Regions from separate parts of the Homo sapiens genome. Here region 1 is linked to region 2. The links are chromatin loops, found by intact Hi-C in ENCODE. Cell type or tissue: gastrocnemius medialis. All regions are shown on one strand. Links, peaks and the distances in the headings refer to the core of each region. The heading gives the core; the rest is flanking DNA.

Region 1 (8,309 bases), core at 1-8,000, 85 kb after region 2:
GGATGCTGCCTTCTGCTGATGTCGGGAAGGGGGAAAGAGGAGCCTGTGTTGGAATCGGTCCTTGTCCCATGGAGGCAGCCACGGAGGATGAGGGAAGACCAGGGACCTCTGTCCATGGCTACGGATGCCGGTCCAAGGTGCAGGGTGCGGCGGCCCCAGCGGCAGGCGGCTCAGTGAGTTGGCACCAGGTGGCTGTCGCGCTGGCGGTATGATGGCGAACGTCACTGGTAGAGGAGGTAGGCCTTGAGGGAAGCCGGCAGCGGCAGCGTGTGGATCTCCCCCAGGCGCTCCCTCCCCAGGGCCAGGCGCACCGAGCGACGGCACAAATCCATGAGCGGCAGCGGCTCGGCTGGGGAGACAGAGAAACTGCAGGTCAGCGCAGCTTGGGTGGGTGTTCAGCAAACAGCGCTAACCACAGCAGCAATATTATCACTGATTAGTATTCACTCAAATCAGTAAAGAAACAATGAAAAATGCAATGCTTTTTCATTTTAAATTTAGCATGTGAATAGCTGCCACCAGGAGCCCACCCTGGGCTGGGCACCTGGGCGAGCCCTCTGCTAACACTCATTTAATCCTCACAGTGGTTTCTTATGAATGACTTAATAGTCACAGAGACACCATTACCTTCATCCCCATTTTACAGATGAGGAAACTGAGGGACAGAGTCTAAATGACTTGCCAGGGGTCGCCCTGCTGGCAGGAGATGCAGCTAGGATTCGAACCCAGGCGATCCCTGCTCTTCCCCACTGGTGACTCTGCCTGTCCAGGCAAGCAGCTGCCATTGGGGCCTGTCGGTCGGAACACATGGGAGCCAGCTCTTCCTGGCACGCACCCCCAGCACTAGCTTCAGGAAGGGAATCATTTTCTGTTACCAGCTGCTCTCAGATACCATTCTCACCTCTGTTTTAAAGCTGAAGACTAGCTGGGCATGGTGGTTCACGCTGGTAATCCCAGCATTTTGGGAGGCCAAGGTGGGTGGATCATTTGAGGCCAGGAGTTCAAGACCAGCCTGGCCAACATGGTGAAACCCCGTCTCTACTAAAAATACAAAAATTAGTTGGGCGTGGTGGTGTGTGCCTGTAATCCCAGCTACTCAGGAGTCTGAGGCAGGAGAATCGCTTGAACCTGGGAGATGGAGGTTGCAGTGGGCTGAGATCACGCCACTGCACTCTAGCTGGGCGACAGAGCAAGACTCGGTCCAAAAAAAAAAAAAAAAGAACTGAGGACACACAGGCACAGAGGGGACACCCAGTGTGCCAAGGTTCAGGGCTGGGATCTGAATCCAGGCAGCCTGGGCCCAGCGTCCATGCCCTTAGCCACTAACCATGCTGCAAAGGAAGACATGGCAAACCCTGTCCTGAATCATACGTGACAGGCCTGGCTGGCCCCACGGCCTGAAGGTGTCATTTCTGTGCCACATGGAGACAGAGAAACCCCGGGTGTCTGTGCTTCTGTCTGACAGTGAGGCTGAGGGCCCAGGCCAAGCTCAGGCCCCAGGAAACTGGAAATGCCAGCCCAGTTTCAGCTGATCCCCCAGAGCTGCCTGGGCCTTCTCCCCGCAACTGCCCCAGGCACATGGGGCTCTCTCACAGCCAGGGGAACTTGGGCAGAGCTGCCTCAGGCCCCAGGGTTACAGAGCGCTTCCAGCTGCAGCCTCCCAGGCACCTCCATCCTGTGTTCCCAGAGCGCCCAGCCTTGCCTTCCTACAAAGGAGGCTGAGTTCATTCAGCTGCATCTCAGATGAGCCGTCAGCTTCAGATCTCAGGAGTCTGAAACTCATGCCTTCCAAGGCTTCTGAGCGTTGGAAGGCTGCGCGGCCCTGCTCGCCCGCTTCGCCAGAGCAGACCCCTCTTTGCTCTCTTTCCTGAAACCAGGTAGGAGTGAGCACACCTGGACCTTCGTGGGGCCGCCCACGCTGTTCTGCAGATGGAAAGCCCTGAAACTAATGGATCTGAGGCTTCATCCACGGTCTCCCCTTGACTTTGAGACTCCTTTGTGAGCAAAATAGCCCCCAAAACTAAAAGGAACCCGCAAAACTCCATCCTACCAGTAAAAAGTGGATTAAAGTTCTTTAATATTCACCAATGTGTCTCAAATATACGAAAATCAATTACTGAAGACCAAACACTACGGGTGGGGCATGGCAGAATGGAGAGAGGCTGCTTATGGGTATAGGGTTTCTTTTTGGGGTGATGAAAATGTTCTAAAATTGTTTCCTACATCTCACCACGCAAGAGGCCACTGAATTGGATACTTTAATGGGTGAATTGTAAGGTATGTGAATTATAGCTCAGTAAAGCTGTTACAAAATAGAAGAATGGACCTTAGGCTTGATAATGCATTTACTAAACCCCAAGCTTTAAAAGAAGAGGGACCAGGTCAGGCACAGTGGCTCATACCTGTAATCCCAGCACTTTGGGAGGCCAAGGACAGAAGACTGCTTGAGCCCAGGAGTTTGAGACCAGCCTGAGCAACATAGGGAGACCTCATCGCTACAAAAAATAAAAATCAGCCAGGACTTGGGAGACTGAGGCGAGAGGATCGGTTGGGCCCAGGAGGTCAAGGCTGCAGTAAGCTGTGATTGTGCCACTGTATTCCAGCCTGCGTAACAGAGACCTTGTCTCAAAAATGAAAACAGGCCAGGTGTGGTGGCTCACGCCTGTAATCCCAGCACTTCGGGAGGCCGAGGCCGGCGCATTACCTGAGGGCAGGAGTTCAAGACCAGCCTGGCCAACATGGTGAACCCTCATCTCTACTAAAATTAGTATACAAAAATGAGCCAGGCATGGTGGCATGGGCCTGTAGTCCCGGCTACTCGGGAGGCTAAGGCAGGAGAATCACTTGAACCTGGGAGGTGGAGGTTGCAGTGACCCGAGATCACACCATCGCACTCCAGCCTGGGGTGACGGAGCAAGACTCTGTCTCAGAAAAACCAACAACAACAACGACAACAACAACAACAAAACAACAACAAAAAAACCCCAAAACTGAAAAAATAAATAAACAAAAGAAGAGGGACCACTGCTCTTCATCCCCCATGGACGGTCACAGCCACAGCTCCTGACAAGGAACTGAAATGTTCTGTATTTTTAATGGAGAATTTTGAAAGGGGGCCTTTCGTGGCCAGCTTAGGATGATTAAGAGGAGCTCTGATTGGAGACGAATGGAGGAATGAAATAACCTTGGGTTCTTTAAGGTCAAGGATCCCACAGACCCCTCGTGATGGGGTGGGACTGGGTTCCACCCACCCGGCTCCTCACAGGGTTGGGTTTCCCTCGGGTAAAACACCCAGCCTGGTGACTCCAGACCCTGCCCCGCAGCCTGACCTGGAGCACATCCCTCCGTCTGCCCGGACTTGTTTCCCCATCTGTAAGACACGGAATCCAGACCAGATTCTCCCCAAAGTCCCATGCAGCCAAGATCCTGAAGGCCAGAAGTGCTTATCGCAGCCTGTGGTCTGGCCTGGCTGTCGGGAGTAGGTCTTCTGCACAGAGGAGTGGGGAATTTGCAGGTGTGTTCTCTTCTCTGCTTGGGAGCGCGCCTGCATCTGGCCTGCATCAGGGCCAAGGGGTCTGGGCTGCCCTGAGCTCCCTCCCGGGAGAATGTGGCTCAGCCCCCGCCGGAAAGTGGAGGGGCTCTCCCTCGTGGCTGGAAAGCACCTGAGAAAGCTCCAAGAGCCACTGAATGTGGCCCAAGAGCCCTGCCAGGCTGCAGCAGTGAGGGCTGAGAGGGAGTTCAGTCACTACCCTCTTGGTGTAACGGGTTTCCAATCAACCCATGAAGAAATGTTTCTAGGCTGGACGCGGTGGCTTATGCCTGTAATCCCAGCACTTTGGGAGGCCGAGGTGGGTGATCACCTGAGGTCAGGAGTTTGAGACCAGCCTGGCCAGTGTGGCAAAACCTCATCTCTATTAAAAATACAAAAATTAGCTGGGTGTGGTCGTGCATGCCTGTAGTCCCAGCTACTTGGGAGTTTGAGGCAGGAGGATTGCTTGAACCTGGGAGGCAGAGGTTTGCAGTGAGCTGAGATTGCGCCACTGCACTACAGCCTGGGTGACAGAATGAGACTCCATCTCCAAAAAAAAAAAAATTTTCTAAAACTGCAGAGGCCCACATGAGCCCCCAGCTCCATCCAGTGCCTTATTTTGAGTGGCTGACACCGCAGCCCCAGCCCCAGCCATGGCCTGTGGGGCACCAGTCGTGTGCCTGATGGGGACTGTGACCCCAACCTACAGATAGGGAAATGGGCTTGGGGAGGTGAGAGTTACAGGTCCAAGGTCTGAGAGCCATGGACTCCAAAGGGATGAGGCCCTCCAGCTGCCACAATCCATCCCCTGTGAACGCAGCTGTGTGGGGTAGAGGACTTGCCACAGCCTGGCCATCTCTGGATCTCACTGAATAAACCAGTTAGGGATGGGTCATGGGATCCACCAAGACGGGCTAGAGAAGTGGCAGTGAATGGCTGCAGTGATGTGTTATGAGCTGAAAATAGGACCAGAGTCACCCAGGCATCCTGTGAATGGGTCTCTTCTCTGGGTCCTCAAGTACATAAACAGGTCACGCCTCCTTGATCTTGCAGGAGGAAACTGATGGCGCATAGGGCCCGGTCTAACTGCTTTCCAAAGGCTGGGCAGAGACCAAGAATGCATGGCCACAGAAACAGACGTGGGCTTCGTGCCGTGAAAAAATGCCCAGCCCCCATTTCAGCTGGTCACTACCAGTACCAGGGAGTTCTCCCCAACCTCCACACTCTTGACTGGGGGCTGCCAGCTTTGCACCCAGCTCCAGCCACAAACCCAGGTGCCTGCTGAAATCTACCGAGGGGGTGGGCACCTGCACTGTGGCCTGGGGCCTCTGGCTGCTATGCCCATCCCCAGGAAGCTTAGGCGCTCATTCATTTAAATAATTTCTGTGAATGAGAGTGCAATGCTGAATGAGCAGCAAAGAAATCAGGAAGTCAATCAGGCGCTATTTCTGGGAGCAGAAGCCTGAGGAACTGGAAGAGACAGTGCACCAGCTTCCACATTTCTGTGAGAAACGGCTACCTGGTGGCCCACGTGAACATGCACAGCCCCAGAGCCCCAACCCACAACTGTCTCACTGTTCCCCGAGAGATTTCAACCCAACTCAAGCCTCAAGAGTGTGGTGCTGTGCCCAGTTCACGGGCTGAGTGAACGAGCTGCAGAACGGTGAGGTCAAGGAAAAATGTTCCGCATCAGAGAATGCCCCGGCTTCCGCAATGTCCTCGCTGACAGCTGTCATGGCTCCTGTGGCTGGCCCTGCAAGCAGCTTGTGGGGACCACGCTCCAGGACATGGATTCTAGAATGTCACGGGTCGGGTGGCCATCATAGGATGTGTGTGTGTTTTCCTCTACACTACGCAGTTCTTACGAAAGAGCACAGCCAAACACAACGTGGAGCCTTTGTCCTTGTCAACTGGGGAAGGACGCCTGAGATCCACCTAGGTGATCAGACACCCTTGGTCCCCTATCCCCCCCAAACTCTGAGAGCCTGCGGTCCTCATATGACCAGAACTTCTGGAGGGTGTGGGGAATAGGGTCTGGGACAACCCCTCCCCGACATGGAAGGAAGGAAGGAAGGGAGGGAGGGAGGGTGGGTGGCCCTGGTGGCGGTGTATCAGTCTCCCGATGAGTAGCTCCCGGCAGAGTCCAGCTGGAGTGGAGTGCAGGAAGGAGGCACCCGGGAGGAGGCTCTGATCTTGAGGAGACGAGCTGACCTTCCCTGAACCTTCAACCACGACAAACCACACCAAACCCATCTGGGAGCCGTTAAAGAAAATTCGAAAATGCTGAACTGCATGGAAGATGCCTCCTCAGTGGGAGATGTCTTTAAAGCAGTGGGGGTAGAGCCAGAGGACCCACAAGGTCAGGGGCTCCCCCTGGACAGCCTGCCAGCCTGCTGCTTGCAAACAGGCCTTTCCACATCTCCAGGGAGGGTGGCGGGCAGGCCCGGGGTCAGGCCAGGCCCTGTGTCTCCCCACTCAGCAATGGCCATCTCCACTCCTGCCCTCCAGGAGAGAGAGGGAGAGTGACACAGCAGCCTCTCTGGCTGCATCCTCAGCACAAGGCCTTGTGCCTCGAGCCTTGAGGAGGAATCAGAGCACGGGGCCTGTGGCCCCAGCAGGCTGGACAGTGGGGAGGCCGCACAGGGAAACGTCGAGAACTCAGTACCCCTACTTCCGCCCGGCCACGGCCCCAGTGTAGAAGCCGGGACTCTGCTGCGGGGGGGTTCTGCCTGGCATGCAGGAAAGAGGCCACAGGGGACAGTGGGCTGGGAGACCCCCGGGAAGGCACACACGCAGGCAAACTGCTGGAGCTGCCCTACAAACAGCTGCCCCTCGTGGAAGTCGAATCCAGGGGTGGTGGGGACACTGATGATTCTCCAGATATCCCAGGGAGTGGAACTACCTCCACCTCCAAGACAGAGACAGCAAAGCCCCAGATCAGGTCTGCCACCAAGAAAACAGATCCGGCTGGGCATGGTGGCTCACGCCTGTAATCCTAGCACTTTGGAAGACCGAGGCAGGAGGACCACTTAGGAGCCCAGGAGTTTGAGACCAGCCTAGGCAACATAGTGAGACCCCATCTCTAAAAAAAAAAAAAAAAAAAAAAAAAAAGAAAATGACAGATCCAGCCATGCCTGGCCAGAGCCTCCATCTGTCATGCTCTGCTCCCGGGCAGACCCTGGGATTCGATCTCACCAGGACACCCCCCTTCTTTAGTTGTATTGGAAGGCAAAGCCAACTCTCCCGGGACGGGGGACTTGGGTGGGCTCTGACCTCACTATGGGCACCCCAGCATCGGTAGGGGTGACGTGAGAGGATGGAGCTCCGGGCTCATCTTTCACCCCCCACAGGTGGCAGCACAGGGAGAGGAAGGCCTCATGGAGATGGTCTACACTGGCTGCCTCCACATCTGAAGCGGGTTGACCAGTGTCCTCCAATTCATGTTTGCCCAGAACTTCAGAGTGGAGCCTTATCTGGAAACAGGGCCTTGCGGATGTACTTCATTATGACGAGGGCATAGTGGATTGGGGTGGGCCCTGAATCCAATGGCTGGTGTCCCTCTAAGAAGAGGAGGGGCCACGGAGAGACACATACACAGGTGGAGCACCCTGGGGAAACAGAGGCTGGGACTCAGGGAGGCATCTACAGACCAAGGGACGCCAAGGATTCCCGGCAGCCCCCAGGGGCGAGGGGAGGCATGGGGCGGGCTCCCCCTCAGAGCTCGGAGGCAGTCGAGCCCGCTACCATCCTGATCGCAGACACCTGGCCTCCTGAGCGCTTCTGCTGTTTTCAGCTGTCCTGCTTGTGGTAATGTGTTCAGCAGCTCCAGGAGACGAATACCCTGTCTGTCTTCCTCCAGCCACTCCATCAGGCTCCTCCCGTGCCCCCTGACCCAAGTGACTCTCCTCAAGGTCAACTGCCAATTCCTTGTTGCCAAAGCTGATGGACGGTTCTCAGCCGTCCATGTACTTGACCTGCTGCTACTTTGCCCTTCTGAAAGCCCCTTCCTCACTTGGCATCCAGGACACCAAAATCTACTGGGTCCCTTCAGCCCCCACCCTCCTGGCCTCTAAGCAGGGCTCAGCCTCAGCCCTCTTCTCCTCGCTCTCTAGCCCCTACTTCTGGTGACCTCACCCAGGGTGGCAGCTCTGAAGTCGCCTATGTGCAGACAACTCCCCCACTGACCGCTCTCTGAGACTAGGCTTGCAGGGCCCCCTGGATGTGTCGAAGAAGCGTCTCAAATTTAACACCTGCTCCTCCTTTGGGCTTTCCCATCTCGGGTCAGCAGCCCCCGCCTTCACCTGCTCAACCCAAACAATGCAAGTCACCTTGCTGCTTCCCTTTCTCGTCACATCCGGTCCATGGATGAGCCCATTCCAAAGAGTCCCGGAACCGGGCCGCCCCCGCCACCCACCCCCCCGGCTTCCATCCTGGCCCAAGCTCCCATCACCTCTCACCGGGACAAGCCTGGCTCGTCCCTGGCCTGGCCTCTCAGAGGCCACTCTTGCCTCTGCCATCCATTTCTATAGAGCAGCCAGAATGATACTTTTTTTTTTTTTTTTCCCAGAGACGGAGTCTTGCTCTGTTGCCCAGGCTAGAGTACAGTGGTGCAATCTCAGCTCACTGCAACCTCCACCTCCCGGGTTCAAGCAATTCTCCTGCCTCAGCCTCCCAAGTAGCTGGGATTACAGGTGCATGCCACCACGCCCGGCTAATTTTTGCATTTTTAATAGAAATGGGGTTTCACCATGTTGGCCAGGCTGGTCTCCAACTACTGACC
Region 2 (8,323 bases), core at 41-8,040:
ACCAGAGTAGGCTCAGAGAGACTCCAGCGTAGCCATGTGGTGGAGGAAGATTTATGGACATAAAAAGGAAAGTGATGTACAGAAAACAGAATTAGATACAGAAAGAGTCGGATTGGTTACAGCTGGGTGTTCACCTTATTTGAACCAGGTTTGAACAGTTGACTGCCTTTCATTGGCCAAAACTTGGTGATTGGCACTAGAGTAGGTTGCAGTCTGTTTACATATTCAGTGAGGTGACAGTTTACTATGCACAGAGAAACCCTTAGGGTGAACTTAGAATATGCAAGGAGGCAGAGTTAGGCTACACTTAATTGAACATACCTAAGGGTCACAAGTACACCAGGGCTTTCCAGCAAGTTCCTGATCCCTGTAGAAAGACAAGGTCCACCAAGAACTCGACAGCAACTCAGGGCCAAGGTCGGAGGGCTGTGCTGGTGGAAACACTGCTGTCTGCCAAGTACAGCCCTGACCCACCTGTCCAGCGCTCCTTCCACTGTGCTGTCCTTGGCTGTGCTGGGCTCTGCTTGTTCAGAGCTCACAGACAATCACAACCCTGCATGGGAGGCTCTCCGACTCTGTCTCCTCCTCTCAATGCATTCAAACTCCATTTATTTTCTGCTTCTCTTTCCATCTTCCTGATATTGTCATTGTACTCTCCCATCCTCCCCATCCCTGAAGCTTAGCCAAGAGCCTTTCTTCTCCTACCTCCGTCATCTCCTTCTCTGAAAGCTGATAAATTGCCCAGGCGTGTTTTTGTTTTGTTTTGTTTTTTTGAGACAGGACCTCACTCTATATGGCCCAGGCTGGAGTGCAGTGGCCGGATGATGGCTCACTGCAGCCTGAGCCTCCTGGGCTTAAATGATCCTCCTGCCTCAGCCTTCCAAGTAGCTGGGACTACAGACATGTACCACCACGCCTGGCTAATTTTTATATTTTTTGTAGAGATGGGATTTCTCACTATGTCGCCCAGGCTGGTCTCGAACTCCTGGGCTCAAGCAATCTTCCTGCCTGGGCTCCCAAAGTGCTGGGATTACAGGCATGAGCCCCAGCGCCCGGCCCTCGGGAGTGTTCATCCTTCCCTTGTAAGGTCATTGAAATAGCTTCTTTCCCGTCCCCTAGGCTTCAGCCTGCACAGATGGGTCTCTTTCTTTGCCTTTGTGCATATATATAGTTGTAATCACCCAGCTTAGCGAGTGATGAAATTCATGGGCCCCAATGATAGGACTTAGTTTTCTTGGCCCCTAAGACGCTGCGTACAGGCCTGGGTACACACAACACCACACTGCTCCAGAATGCTGTGGGGTGAGAGAAATGACCTTCTTACCTGTGGAACCAGGTTCTTATTGGGGAACAAAATGTCTTTGTTTAGGAAAATACCCGGCTGAGTGGTGACAGGAGAGGTCCTCATGGGTAGGTGAAAAAGAGACCAAAAAACCAAAAACAAAACCTTCAGTTCTGCATAATGGGAGAACAGGCATTTGGGAAGAGAGAGAAGAAAGAAGGAATATAGGCAGCCCGTGGGTGGGGCCAGAATCCAGTTGACAGAAATGGCTTGAGGAGATTTAAGAACAGGACAAGGTGAATATTCCATTTTAAGTTATTTGTGTTTGTAAATACCCTCTGTATCCTCAGACCTTCAGCAAAGGCTGTGATGCACAGAGACGTCTTTTGTTGTCATTGTTACTATTACTTGCTGATACGGTTTGGCTGTGTCCCCACCCAAACCTCATCTTGAATTGTAGCTCCCATGATTACCACGTGTTGTAGGAGGGACCCGGTAGGAGGTAATTGAATTATGGGGGCAAGTCTTTCCTGAGCTGTTCTCATGACAGTGAATATTATGAGATCTGATGGTTTTCTAAAGGGCCTCACGAGGTCTGACGGTTTTATAAACGGGAAGTTCCCCTGCACAAGCTCTCTTTTTGCCTGCCTCCACGTAAGACATGACTTTTGCCTTCTGCCATGATTGTGAGGCCTCCCCAGCCATGTGGAACTGTGAGTCCATTAAACCTCTTTCCTTTCTAAATTATCCAGTTTTGGATATGTCTTTATCAGCAGCGTGAAAATGGGCTAATACACTTAATTTTCTTTTCTTTTCTTTTTGAGACGGAGTCTTACTCTGTCGCCTCAGCTGGAGTATAGTGGCTCGATCCTGGCTCACTGCAACCTCCACCTCCTGGGTTCAAGTGATTCTCCTGCCTCAATCTCCCAAGTAGCTGGGATTACAGGCCCCCACCACCACACTTAGCTAATTTTTGTATTTTAAGAGAGACAGGGTTTTGCCATGTTGGCCAGGCTGGTCTCGAACTCCTGACCTCAAGTGATGCCCCTGCCTCGGCCTCCCAAAGAGCTGGGATTACAGGTGTGAGCCACTGTGCCTGGCCAATACACATAATTTTCAAATAGAAGGAAAGAGGTGACACCCAGTTTGGGTTGAGGCTGGCATGGAGATGAAGCTACAGGCACAGGCTCAGACAGGATCAGAGCAGGGACAGGGCAAGGCTGGGCTCCAGGGCAGGTGGCAGCCAGGAGAAGAAGCCTTGGGGAGGCTTGGACCTGCTCCAGGGTCTGGGTGCGCTTGAACCCCTCTGGAAGGAGATGATGTCTACGGCTGCCGTCAGGCATGCAGGAATCTGCCTGGACCTGTTTTGAGGTCGGGGCCCTGAGAAAGGCCTGCCACACTTAGTGATCTTAGTGACCGTCTCATCTCATGGACAGTCTGGAGACAGAGATGCCACATGTGGGTCTGCTCCTTCAACAAGCACTTACGGAGCAATGACCGTGTCAGGTATGGTGCCGCAGGGCATGGGGACACAGGGAGAAACCTGCTCACAGATCCACAGTTCTCGTTGCTTCCTAGAATAAGAATCCCTTTCCTCCCTAGAAACCTTTACCAGCTCCTCCTGCCTAAAGGTGAAGTCTACCAAAGTCCACATTCCTGAGTGTGGAAGGTGATCCTTTGCAGCCTGGCCCCAGCTCACCTGTTCAGCCTCCTCCTCCGACACCCTCAGGAAACCCCCTGCCTTCTGGCCCCATCTAATGCATCTTGATGTTCCCAGAATGCATCAGGTAGGCAGCAAAGCCTCTGTTCCCTCTGCTCTTTTCCCCTGGACCTCCCCCACCCATCCGTCAAAGCCAAGTGAGCCATCACTGGCCGTGTGGCTCATCTTGACTTCTCCTTCCCTCTTGCCACCCCACCACTGTCCCCAGGCCCAATAGCCGCCACCATGCGGCTGTTACTGGGCTCCCATGGGGTCTCGGCCTGCAGGGATGGAGTGGGTCATCACAAGTGGTTTTCCTGCACCATCATAAGAGGTGGGCCTTGTCTTATTTATCTCAGTGTCCACCCAGCGCCTGGCACAGTCCACATCTCCTGGATTGAGCTGTTAAGGCAGTGAGGACGGGGAACACGCTCATGTAAGGATGTGGGGTACCTTCTCCAGTGTTGAGAGGACAGGAACATCAGTTATGGCTGCGGCTTCCTTTCTGGCTAACTTTCATCCAGCTCCCAGTAGAAATAGCTCCCTTTGCCCATATCAGAAAACATCTGCTCCCACTAGCTGCCCAGTCATGTACCAACACTATAAATATCCTGGCTGGGTCTCCCCTGCCTTGGCAAAGGGACCAAGAGAACTTGGAAAGAGTGAGCCCCAAGCGAGATGAGGGTGGCGGGAGTGAAGAAGCAGAAATTGCCCAATCTCCCTCTTCTGACGCCCCCAGGCACAGGCTAACAAGGCTTCCCACGTGGGCTCAGACCCCCCCTCCCGCCCCCGCCACCCGCAGGATTCCTGGGAATTCGACAGAGACAGATAAGCATCAGCTACTTTTGGTCTGGTGATTTTCAACAAGATTGTCTGGTGCAAAGACCCAGTTCATCTCTCACCAGCCGATACGTAGTTTGGAACTCAGTCTGAGCCAATCTTCCCAGTTCCAGCAGGATGCCTGCAGGATGGAAAATGACAGGGGAAAAGAGTTGCTTTATGTGCACATTTTAAAAGGAACCATGTAATTCTATGCTCCTTGAAGCTACTTCTTATTTAATAAACTGAAGATCTAAATTCCAAGTAGTATTTTGCTCTAGAACATGCACAGATTTCCAAGGAGGTTAGCGTTTGGGAGAAGAGACCAGAGAAATACTCAGGTTTCATCTAAAAATACAACTGTTCCCCCCACCCCGTGGGGATCACACGCCATGTTTGTGAAACTGGCGTGTGACACAGCAGGTTTGTGGCTACAGCAGAAGGAAACCTCTTCTTTATTCTCCAGGGAATATTCAACACTAACATTGCTGGGTGGGGTGGGGGCTGGTTTGCCCCCAGTCCTAAGATGAAATCTCTCACAGCCATGTGACCTTCCAGCAGCTCTTGGATAAGAAAAATCCTCCGGTCACTTCAAGTCCACAGTGCTCTGTTTGTGACAGGGACCCCTTGAAGTTAAAATTCTTCCCAGCCAGTAGCCTTCCTGTCTGCCGGCCTCCCTCCCACTCCCTGGGCTGCCTGGACTCCTGCAGGGTGAAGTGGGAGGAGGGGCGGTACCCCTGTCAGCCCCCACCATCATTTCCTTTGGCTGTGTAAATATTTCAAGCGAATTTTTCTCCTGTGAGGGGCTGAAGCATTCCTTGGAGACTTCCTGGAAGCTGGGGTGTTGCTCACTTGAGGGGGTGAGGACATCTTCAGCGGACGCCTGGGTTCCCTGGCTCAGCCATTTCTCCTGGTGGCCCCCCTGGGCAGTTCCTTCTCAGGGTCCGTGTCCAGTCCATGGGAAGCACTCATGCATCCTTTGTCCCAGGAGGTGGCACTCTCCCCAGGGAAGCCACCTTTCCTTGTTCTTTTTTTGTTTGTTTGTTTTTGAAACAGAGTCTCGCTCTGTTGCCCAGGCTGAAGTGCAGTGGCACGATCTCGGTTCACTGCAACCTCTGCCTCCCGGGTTCAAATGATCCTCATGCCTCAGCCTTCCTAGTAGCTGAGATTACAGGTGTGCACTGCCACACCTGGCTAATTCTTGTATTTTTGTAGAGATGGGGTTTTGCTATGTTGGCCAGGCTGGTCTTGAACTCTTGCAATCAAGCGATCTTCCCGCCTGGGCCTCCCAAAAATGCTGAGATTACAGGTGTGAGCCACTGCACTCAGCCTCACCTTTTCTTGTTTTGACTTCAGGTCTTCTTGCCTTTAGGATTTCTCAGGCAGGTGACAGACACCAGTTGTCAGGTCCCCAAGCTCTTGGGTACCTCTGACAGCTCTCTGAAGGGTCTCCTTGAAGTCCTTCTTACTAGGCCCCCCTTGTTTCATCCACAGCAGGGACGGGATGGGGAAGAAAAGTACCCCAGCATCCAAGCACTGTCTCAAAAGAAGTTCTGTCGGCCAGGCGCAGTGACTCACGCCTGCAATCTCAGCATTTTGGGAGGCTGAGACAGGCGGATCACCCGTCAGGAGGTCAAGAGTTTGAGACCAGCCTGGCCAACATGGTGAAACCTCGTCTCTACTAAAAATACGAAAAAATTAGCTAGGCGTGGTGGCAGCCGCCTGTAATCCCAGCTACTCAGGAGGCTGAGGCAGGAGAATCCCTTGAACCTCGGAGGTGGAGGCTGCAGTGAGCCAAGATAGGCGTCACTGCACTCCAGCCTGGGCACTAAGAGCGAAACTCTGTCTCAAAAAAAAAACAAACAAAAAGTCATCTCTCATTCTAACCTCTCTTGACCTTGCCACCTTCTGCCCTAGGGGCGGTCACAGGTTCCCGGAAGCCTCTTTGCAGGCCCCGGTGAGCTGGTTCAGTACCTCACTTCAGAACATTGGAGTTGTTGGCACCTACTGGTTTGTTTTCCGCCTCAGGAGTTTTGCCAGAATTGAAACAGTATCTTTTTTATTTTTATTTTTTGAGACAGAGTCTTGCTCTATCTACCCAGGCTGGAGTGCAGCGGCTGGATCTCAGCTCACTGCAACCTCTGCCTCCTGGGTTCAAGCAATTCTCCTGCCTCAGCCTCCCAAGTAGCTGAGTTTACAGGCATGTGCCACCACACCTGGCTCATGTTTGTATTTTAGTAGAGACAGGGTTTCGCCTTGTTGCCCAGGCTGGCCTTGAACTCCTGATCTTGGGTGATCTGCCTGCTTCAGCCTCCCAAAGTGCTGGGATTACAGGCGTAAGCCACTGTGCCCAGCCAAAACAGAATCATTTTTAACGTCTTGTTCCATTATATTTGCTGAAGGTAGCAGGACCAGGAGATAGTTGTAATAGCATAGCTGGTCTTCTTTGGTTTATTGATATTCTAGGCATTTCCAGTGTCCTACTGGAAGCTACTAGTGGCTTCAAAAGTTGCTGGTCACCTCATGGTCATAAATGGCTGCCGCTGCTCTGGGAATCACACCCAGAGTCAAGGTAGGAAGAAGGGGAAGGGGCATTTCTAGTCCTATCTGTCTCTTATTGAAGAAAAGCAAGACCTCTCCTCGAGGGCCTTTGGAAGGCATGCACGTGTGTGTCCTTTGGTAGAACTGGGCCAGGTGCATCTGGCTTTCCCAGCCTCCTGAGTGGAGATGGCAAGCGAGAAGGGGGTTGGGAACAGTGATGTGTTAGTCAAGCTATAGCATCAGCATCACTGGGCAGCTCACATGAACCAAGGTGCTGGCTGTTCCCCGGGAATGCCTTTCCCATCCTTCCCACCCTCCTCCTCATTACCAAATACTATTAATGGACTCACATGAATGACACTGTATAGATAACACTTTGAATGCAGGAAATCAGGCTCCATTGTCAACGGGCTCATCCTAATTCGAGTAGAGTCCTTACACAGACATTGATGCAAACACCACACTTTTTACTACTGTGGCCCATATCATTGAAGTGGAATTTAAACCTTGACTCAGGAAAATTCAGATATTACAAAGTGAGCTGGGTGTACTGGAATGCACCTCAAGGCTTGAAAACATGTCTCGGCCAGGCGTGATGGCTCACACCTGTAATCCCAGCACTTTGGGAGGCCAAGGTGGGTGAATCAACTGAGGTCAGGAGTTCGAGACCAACCTGGCCAACATGGCGAAACCCCATCTCTACTAAGAATATTAAAAAAATTAGCCAGGTGTGGTGGTGCATGCTTGTAATCCCAGCTACTTGGGAGTCTGAGGCACGATAATTGCTTGAACCCAGGAGGCAGAGGTTGCGATGAGCCGAAATTGTGCCACTGTACTCCAGCCTGGGTGACACAGCGATACTGTATATTAAAAAAAAAAAAAAAAAAAGAAAAGAAAAAAAAAAAGAAAACGTGTCTCAAACCATTAGGACGGAAGTGGGGGGTGGTCTCTGCAACACTTCATCAAAAATTAGATGTAGCTTTAATGTTTTTTGTGGAAATTTAGCTTCATTTGTATTTGGTTGTGTGTAGACCTTTTCTAGAGAGAACTGTATGAACTCAACTACTGAGTTGTATGAATTCAACTACTGCGTTGAATTTCTGGTCTAAAATTAGTTTTTGAGTCAGATTTCTCTCAGAGCCCGAAGGATTCCCTGAAAGTAGACTAGGTGCACTTTCCTTCTAGTTCAGTGCTTTTTTTTCCCTTTATTTTTACATTTCTATTTATTTATTTATTACTCGTTTCTTTTTTGAGACGGAGTCTCGCTCTGCCACCCAGGCTGGAGTGCAGTGATGTGATCTTGGCTCTCTGCAACCACCACCTCCCAGGTTCAATCGATTCTCTTGCCTCAGCCTCCTAAGTAGCTGGGACTACAGGAGCACGCCACCACGCCCAGCTAATTTTTGTATTTTTAGTAGAGATGGGCTTTCACCATGTTGGCCAGGCTGGTCTCAAACTACTGACCTCAAGTGACCTGCCCGCCTCGGCCTCCCACAGTGCTGGGATTACAGGCCTGAGCCACCGCGTCGGCCCCTTCTGTTCTTCCTATGGCCCTCACATCACTGACCATCTGCTGTGGGTAAATCAGGGTTGCTCTGTGCTTCAGTTTACTTACTGCAACCAGAAGGATAATCATAGCCTCAGTATTGATAGGGTTGATATACGGTTGTTTTATTTAAGCCACGTATTTCTTTTATTGTAAGTTTAATTATAATACTAGTTATTAACAAATCATGTCGCCCCATGAAACAGTCTGTCTTCTTAAAAATATATGAAAATGGCTACATCCAGACCATGGAATATTATTCAGTGGAAATGAGCTATCAAGCCGTGAACAAACATGGAGGAAAGGTAAATGCGTATTATTAAGTGAAAGAAGCCGCTCTGAAAAGGCTATGTTCCGTACGATTCCAACTATGTGACACTCTGGAAAAAGCAAAGCCTTGGGGACCAGGGGTTGGGGGAGGAAGAGGTTAGCAGGC

What was found. Peaks named below come from ENCODE experiments on the same cell type or tissue, not always from the same donor. Only the 100,000 strongest peaks of a DNase experiment are listed, where the experiment ranks them.
Region 1: a loop joins it to region 2, with 2.6 times the contacts of the local background. A loop is called at or near these places in 16 of 110 quality-filtered maps.

The regions. Positions count from the first base shown.
Region 1 is chr1:9,359,488-9,367,796 of GRCh38, reverse strand. It overlaps SPSB1 (splA/ryanodine receptor domain and SOCS box containing 1), which reads right to left. Exons shown (of 3, transcript NM_025106.4): 3 at 1-349. The coding sequence ends at 222. Among named protein-coding and RNA genes, the nearest start is that of LINC02606, 65 kb to the left of the region's middle. In gastrocnemius medialis, for the core only: no CTCF peak of the experiment used is centred there; a DNase peak (open chromatin) is centred at 4,506; H3K27ac peaks cover 1,779 bases.
Region 2 is chr1:9,444,812-9,453,134 of GRCh38, reverse strand. No RefSeq gene overlaps it. Among named protein-coding and RNA genes, the nearest start is that of LINC02606, 20 kb to the right of the region's middle. In gastrocnemius medialis, for the core only: a CTCF peak has its summit at 4,775 (motif pointing right); DNase peaks (open chromatin) are centred at 3,594, 4,204 and 4,774; H3K4me3 peaks cover 1,119 bases; H3K27ac peaks cover 5,715 bases.